Linked DNA regions of Homo sapiens: region 1 is linked to region 2. Evidence: chromatin contacts called from ENCODE Hi-C or POLR2A ChIA-PET data. All regions are on one chromosome and are shown on one strand. The core of a region is the stretch at or near the end of the contact, and the rest is flanking DNA. Distances in the headings are between cores, read along the strand shown.

Region 1 (3,489 bases), core at 892-3,391, 90 kb after region 2:
AGGCTGCATGCCTTGAAGGACCTTTTGCTTCACACACTGGGGCCACTGCTATGACACTGCCTTTTTGCCAATAGTGATGACAGGCAATCTAAAGCCCCATCATCACCTCTCCACAGGAGAGCCCACAGAGGCCACAAGAATCGTCTTGTAACAATTGTTTGCTGCAAAGCAGAGAGGGTGCACAAGAACCGAGGGCTTTGGCATTTAAGGATCTTTCTTCCCTTTTATTTTGTTCTTTTGTTTTCATTCTATTTTTTTAAGCTCAGAAACCTGAAAATGAAATAAATGAGCCACAGGTAGAAATAAACCTGTCGCTTAAGTCTGACTGATTTTTGGGGCCACCATTCACTGCTCCTAGTGTTGTTGCGCTCATCCTTATAGTCTCTTTCCAGATGGCACCTCCTCCATGCAGGCTTCCTTGGGAGGCTGGCAGCTGGTGAGTTCTTCCTGCTCCACCTGCCTGGAGCACTCTCCTACCTGGAGCAGCCCCGCTCTCCTGTTGTCTGTTATTTACAGACCTAACTTTTCTCCCTGGAGGGCTGGGGCCTTGCTCTTGCCATGGTGCTCAGTATGTGTCTGACACATAAAAAATGCTCAGGAAGTCAAAGCATTCTCACGTCTGTGGGCAGCATAAGTTGAGTGTGTGAGGCTAGAGGCGGGCTGTCTTTCCTTTTGGCATTTTTGATGGTCTCAGACTAAAAGAAGGAAGCTACCTTCTGGCCTTATTTGTCAGTTTTGGGGGGCAGATGACATGGGGTGGTGTGGGCAGTGGCAGGGCAACAGAGGGTGGTAGAGTCTGCATGCCTAGATTAGAAGTTTCAGAACTTCTTTTCATTTTAAATGGAAAAAAACCCTTTGTGGTTTATATTTTCCAGATTGGACAGCAGCATTGCCATGTGGTGTAAGGGTGTTGGATAGTGCTTGTGTTTATGTTCTTATTGGTTGCCATGGAAAAAAAATCAGAATAGATGGTTTCCATGGAGATTATCTTACAATTAGTTTCTTTGAAGGTCCGGACATTGCTGCAGGATTCGCTGAGTACTCGTTGCCATCAGGGGCTTTCTCTGTGGCAGTGCTAAAGGCTGGTCAGAACGTTCCGTGGACTTAGACAAAGTCATCTGCCTCCTATGCTTGCAAATCCCAGGACACCAGAGTGGAGGTGATCCTGTGGCTGAGCTTCCTCTTGGAGTCCCACTTGCCTTGGATCAGCTCCGCAGCTCCTTTCAGTCACCAGGAAGGTTTTTTTTTTTGTTTGTTTGTTTTAATTAAACAAAACAAAACAAAACAAAAACCTTTGTATTGTGGAAATTTCAAGCTAGCACAAAAGATAGAATAATGTAACAAACCCCATGTACCACTCACCTAGCTTCAACATTCTGCTAATCTCATTTCATCTGTTTCCCCCACATTTTAAAGAAGAGTTTGAGTGGTTTTAAAAATCCCAGATATATCATTTTTTACTCCAAATAAGGCCATTTCTTAGTTATATAATAGCAGTGCTCTTATCACATCCAATGAAATTAATAGTTCCTTCATATCAGATATCTAGTCCACATTCACATTTTCCCACATTGTGTCATTGTTCAAATAAGGATGCGGAAAGCTTTGAGAAAACCCATGTTCTCTGCTCCCCCTTCCCCGACCCATGGTTCTGGTAGGCGGAGTAGCTGAGGGGGCTTTGGCCTGGAGCTGTCTTGGGCTTGGGGAAGGGGGCGCGTCTGGGCTCACACCACACTCCTGATGTCCTCCAGGAGAGTTTGGTACTGTGAGCTCCTCGCTCCTTCCTGGAGGTGGGTCAGGCACAGGTGGGCTAGCTACTGCCAGCTATCTTGGGCCAGGCATCCGCTGGGGGGCACTGGCTGTCTTTGAAGCCTGCAGGGGGAGGGAAGGGAAGACGTGATGTAACCTTGGTTCATAACAGCTGTCTGCGACTTCATTTTCCAGGAAAGGAGAGGCTGTTTGACCCCATGGGACACAGCCTTCTGCAACTCCTCCCTGGGAATCGTGGGGCTGCTGGTGGAGGGCTCTGGCTGATCTGCTCTGGTGGTTCTGAGGGCTCTGGTGGAGGGCTGCTGCTTTTGCGGGTTGGGTAGAGCCAGTCCTGGTTATCTATCTTGGCAGGCTTTGCTCGTGTCCTGTGATGCTGCACAAAGTATGAATTACGGAGCTTGGGAGTGATGCCTGGGGTGTGGTCGGTGGCTCTAACACTCTCCATTGAACTAAGTGCAAGGAGAGTTTAAAATAGCCAGCCTTTGTTCCGAGGTTTTAAAAATTCAACTCCAGTAGTTACAATGAGCTGTCTTCAAGTGGATCTATAAATAAACCGCTACTGTTCCTCTTTGTCACTGAGAGCTGTGGCGTCTCCCAGAGATGTCGGCTCTGCCGCTCGTCTTCATTAGATGCCTCATCTGTGGGGCAGCTGCAAGTGGAGCTGACACACAGAGTTTGTAATGACAGCAACACATTCCCTTTCAAAAATCCACAGTCCCCAAAAATTAACTACACAGGAAAGATAGTAACTTTGCATTGTAGAAACCTGGCAGAGAGGTCAGTGTCACCATTGATCAAGGTCAACATTCCCTGTAATAAGCCCTTCCATGTGAACCCTGTGTTACTGTGCACATCACTTTTCTGGTGGTGTCCAGTATTTATAACCTGAATCTAATGATAAAACCCAAGTCAGGGAACATTTGATAAAATAACTGATCAATATTCTTCAGAAGTGTCAAGGTCATGAAAGACAAGGGAGGACTAAGGAACTGACACAGATGGGAGGAGGCTAAATACATAATAAATGCATCGGTAGGATTCTGGAACATCAGGATCTAAGCACATTAGTAGAAAAACTGGTAAAGTTCAAATGGGGTCCCTATTTTGGTTATTGGTATTGTCACAGTGTTAGTTTCCTGGTCTGATCATTGTCCTATGGTTGTGTAAGACATTAACACTGGCAGAGGGATATATGGAAATTCTCTGTACTATTTTTTGCAACTTTTCTCCAATTCTAAAATTAGTTCAAAGCAGTTTAATATAAAAGAAATCTACAGTCAGCACTTGGGCTTTATCGGAATCCTTGATCTCCCTACCAGGGTACCTCGGTTCAGGTATGTGCTGTGGGAGGGTAGGCATTTTTGTCTCCAGGTATTGGGTAGGTAACCCTAAGATACTCAGCACCAGCTCGTAGTGAGCCCTTGGGAGTGTACGTGGAGCTGAACTGAACCAGAGCCGCCCTCAAGGAAGCGGGTGTGTGTTGAGAGAGAATGCTCCCACACAGGTGTTGGGCAGGGCGGGTTGCCTGCTTGCCTGTGTGGTGGTTTCTGAGGATGCTCCAGAGGTGCATCTGCTCCAGGAACTCCAGAACAGACTCAGCAGGAGTGTGGGCCTGGCCCAGGATGGACCTGCTTCCTCCTGAGGCTTCCTAGCCTCCACCATGCAGTCCTCCCCCTCTGTGTTCCTAAAACCGGCTCCACCTTGCTGCCCCACACCCTT
Region 2 (3,369 bases), core at 486-2,985:
AGCCGAGACTGCATCACTGCACTCCAACCTGGGCGACAGAGCAAGACTCAGTCTCAAAAAAGAAAAATTAAATAAATAAAAAGCCGAAGGCCAAATGTTTAATGAGGGAAATTAGAAGGCTAAATGTTTAATGAGGGAAATTAGAACATTCCAATTTAATATTTATGTGAACGAGGCACTGAGGAAACACTAAAACCCCTATAGACACTAACGTGCAATCCAAAAACCTGTAATGTGCAACACTGGCCACTGTTTCACCTTTAAAGATGGAAAAGCTAAAAGTGCCTACCCTTGGGGGGACAATCATATGAGATAATCTGTGCTCAGAGCCCAGCCTGCACATAGCAGCCCTCTGTGAGTGAGTGTGACCCTCACCACCACTGTGGGGACTGCTTCTAGTCTACCAATGAGCACAAACACCCATACCTGCTCCTTCATTGTCAATGACACTTACTCTCACTGGCCGGAGGGGTTTCTTTGATCTGTTGGTAGTGTACTGCTGCAGTGGACAATGCCCGAGGGGCTGGCTTGGCCCCAACTTCCATCATCTTGGGGCAGTTTTGGGCATAGAACAACAGAGATTTGCCTGCTTTCTGCAGAAAGGCCTGGGGGACTCGGGATAAGAATGGGCAGCGGCGAACAACACTCTCCATGTTCAGGAAGTATGCTGGCTCCTGTGGAAAGACTGATGAAGAGTGACATCAACAGTTGTTAATAATCAGGCAAATATCACTGCAAGCTCACTGGATTCAGGTGTCAACCGCAGTTTATATAAAGGGTACCCTGGAATACTAACACTTCTCCCTCAAAAATGCCTAAGGACAGCACTGATGTGAGCTAAGGAATGGTGACCACACTTTACCCGGGTCACCAACTTCTTCATTCTCCAGCGCTACACAAAGGCACCTGCAAAGCAACTTCACCAAATGAATACTGACAGTACATAATCAAGGGGGCGGAAGGATGAGGGAAAGGTCAAGAACAGGTTTGGGAGGCCAGAGGTTTCTTAGGGAGATGCACAGTGCAGATAAGACATCTTGGCTTACATCTAGGTGGAGAAGAAGCCACTCATCCATCCAGGCAGGGAAGACTCTTAGGGATCCTGACTTTCTCCTGGTCCCCACATCCCCTAAACCCGAGGAAGGGGTCCAGCAGGGTCCCGAGTCCCTGAAGCAAGGATTCCTCCGTGGTCGTGTCCCCACAGCGGGAAGAACTGGGCATAACTGAGAAAGGAGGGGCACAAATGAGGGTAGGGGTATGAGGGCCAGCGCCTTGGGCCTCACTGGGGACGCGCAGGGGCTTATAAAGTCGAGGGAGTTGAGTCTGGAGAAAGAAGGCAGTCCTCCGGCAGTGGGGGTCAGAGGTGACCCGCGGTCGAGGTCTCGAGAATGACGGGAGGGGTATGAGAAGGGAATTCTAAAGCGGCGGGTTCAACCGGGAATAGCCGGAAGGGGCCGAAAGGGGGAAACTGAGGCGGCCGTCTAGGCAAAAGATCTGGAGGATAAACGCTGACCTCAAGGCGGCGGGTGACTGGGACAGTGGGGGATGGGGTCCCAGCACCCGGGGCAGCGGTGCCACGGCTGGCAGGACACCCCGGGGCTTCCTCGGCCGGCGCCGCACCTACCGCGCGGGCCCTCACCTGCGCTGAGGACTGCAGAGGCGGCGGCGAAGGAGGCGGGCACTCAAGTCGAGAAGTCCAAACGAAACGCTCGTTGCCCTTGTCCGGGAGCAGCCTCAGGCCGCGATCGCCGGCGCCTTAATATACAGCGGGAGTGACCGCTGCGCATGCGCCTTGGGCGCTGCCTTCTTCTGCGCAGGCGCGCCGCGTAGCCCTCGGCGAGCCGGGGGGGCGGGGCAGAGAGGCCCACTTCTTGGGCTCTGCGGATATCGGTGCTGCCGGGGATTCCCCGGCTCGCCTGCAGGGAGGAGGAAGCGCTAGGCGGTGGGCGGACGAGGTCTCTTTTCCCGACCTCATCCTGCACCCTCGTGCTGCCTCCCCACCAACTACCCTGGGCTTCAGAACCCTACGCCCCAATTGAGTATAAAATGGCAAGGTCGAGGCGAGGTGCCGCTAGGGCCAAGTTGGGGGCTACAGGGTTGTTAAGCTGGGTGTCTTGGACATGGAGGAAGAAGGAGATCCAAGGGGTTCTGGGCCGGGGTGTTAAGCAGGATCCATCCCGCCTGCGGCTTGCTTTGGAAACTGTGAACAAGGGCTTCCCGGAGGAGGTGGAGCTGGCTATATCGCCCACAAATGGAGTGGTCCTGGCAGGATGCGGAAGAAGCGGGACACTCAGCTGTGGCACTTTCTGGTCTAAGATGATCCAGAGGGGACAGAGGAACAGGGCTAGGGTGGAACCCATCCACTCCACAGCTCTGAGCACTTGGGGAGGAGGGGAAGGCACAGGGCCTGACAATAGTTAGCGTGTAACAAATATTAGCCACTATTTTTATTTTCCATCCAGGGTTGTCTGAAGCCCCTTGCTGGCCACCCTGGGCACCAGCAGGGTGGCTTAGGCCTCCATGCCAAAGGTCAGCGTTGGGCCATACCTCCATTGAGTTTCCCGGGTACAACACATAAAGTGTAGGGCTTGGCAAACCCGTCTCAGGAATGTCAGTCTGGCTTCCTTGCCCCACACCCTTCCCAGCTTGGCTTGGGCTGTGTTGGGCTGGGCCTGTGCCAGGCTCAGAGGTACTCTCCTCCATTCTTGAGGAAAGGGCCTTTGAGGGTATTCCTTTCCCAGCTGAGCATTAACAAGAGGGACAAAGTCCAGAATGATGGTGACCAGGGTGTGTCCAGGTACTTTGCATTTCTGTCTCTGAGCACCCAGCTGGCTGCAAGGCAGGTGAGGTGAGTCTCCACCTTCAGAGGAGGCACCTGGGTTCAGAGTGGCAGTGGGACCAGTCCAGGATGAGGGCTTTGGTCTGAGAGCTCGAGACCCAGTTCTGTGCCATTCAGCCAAGAGATCCTGGGCAGTGCCCATCACCCAGAGAAGATGAGAGAGAAAAGGTCAGCACTTGGACTTGGACCCAAGTGCAGCTGGAAGTGGGAACAGAATAAGGATGATATTGAGTGCTTTGCTCATCTTTGGGCCTTGCTTTCCTTATCTGGGCAATAGGATCATAATCCCTGAAATGCCTGCCTCACAGGTTGTTTTTGTTGTTGTTGTTATTTTGTTTGTTTGTTTGAGACAGAGTCTCCCTCTGTTGCCCAGGCCGGAGTGCAGTGGCACAATCTCGGCTCACTGCAACCTCTGCCTCCCAGGTTCAAGCGATTCTTCTGCCTCAGCCTCCTGAGCAGCTGGGATTACACCACCACGCCCAGCTAATTTTTGTATTTTTAGTAGAGATGGGGTTTCACCATGATGGCCA

What was found. Hi-C counts contacts between places; a loop is a spot of excess contacts on that map. ChIA-PET counts read pairs that join two places held with the same protein, here RNA polymerase II (POLR2A).
Region 1: a map of endothelial cell of hepatic sinusoid shows a loop between it and region 2 (9-fold over the local background). The contact joins the enhancer-like site here to the promoter of ALAS1 in region 2. A Hi-C loop is called at or near these places in 1 of 168 maps with a recorded cell type or tissue (endothelial cell of hepatic sinusoid). POLR2A ChIA-PET finds 5 or more read pairs at or near these places in 1 of 52 experiments (PC-9).

What each region holds. Positions count from the first base shown.
Region 1 is chr3:52,107,258-52,110,746 of GRCh38, reverse strand. All of the region lies in intron 9 of POC1A (POC1 centriolar protein A), which reads left to right. Among named protein-coding and RNA genes, the nearest start is that of LINC00696, 44 kb to the right of the region's middle. Within about 2 kb of position 2,141, at least 7 of the 41 ENCODE cell types and tissues checked have a DNase peak (open chromatin) inside an H3K27ac peak, as active enhancers do.
Region 2 is chr3:52,196,526-52,199,894 of GRCh38, reverse strand. ALAS1 (5'-aminolevulinate synthase 1) reads right to left here and starts at 1,735. Exons shown (of 12, transcript NM_000688.6): 1 at 1,640-1,735; 2 at 1,047-1,223; 3 at 455-685. The coding sequence starts at 653. RefSeq lists silencers at 1,494-1,573, 1,684-1,753 and enhancers at 1,894-2,113, 2,124-2,193.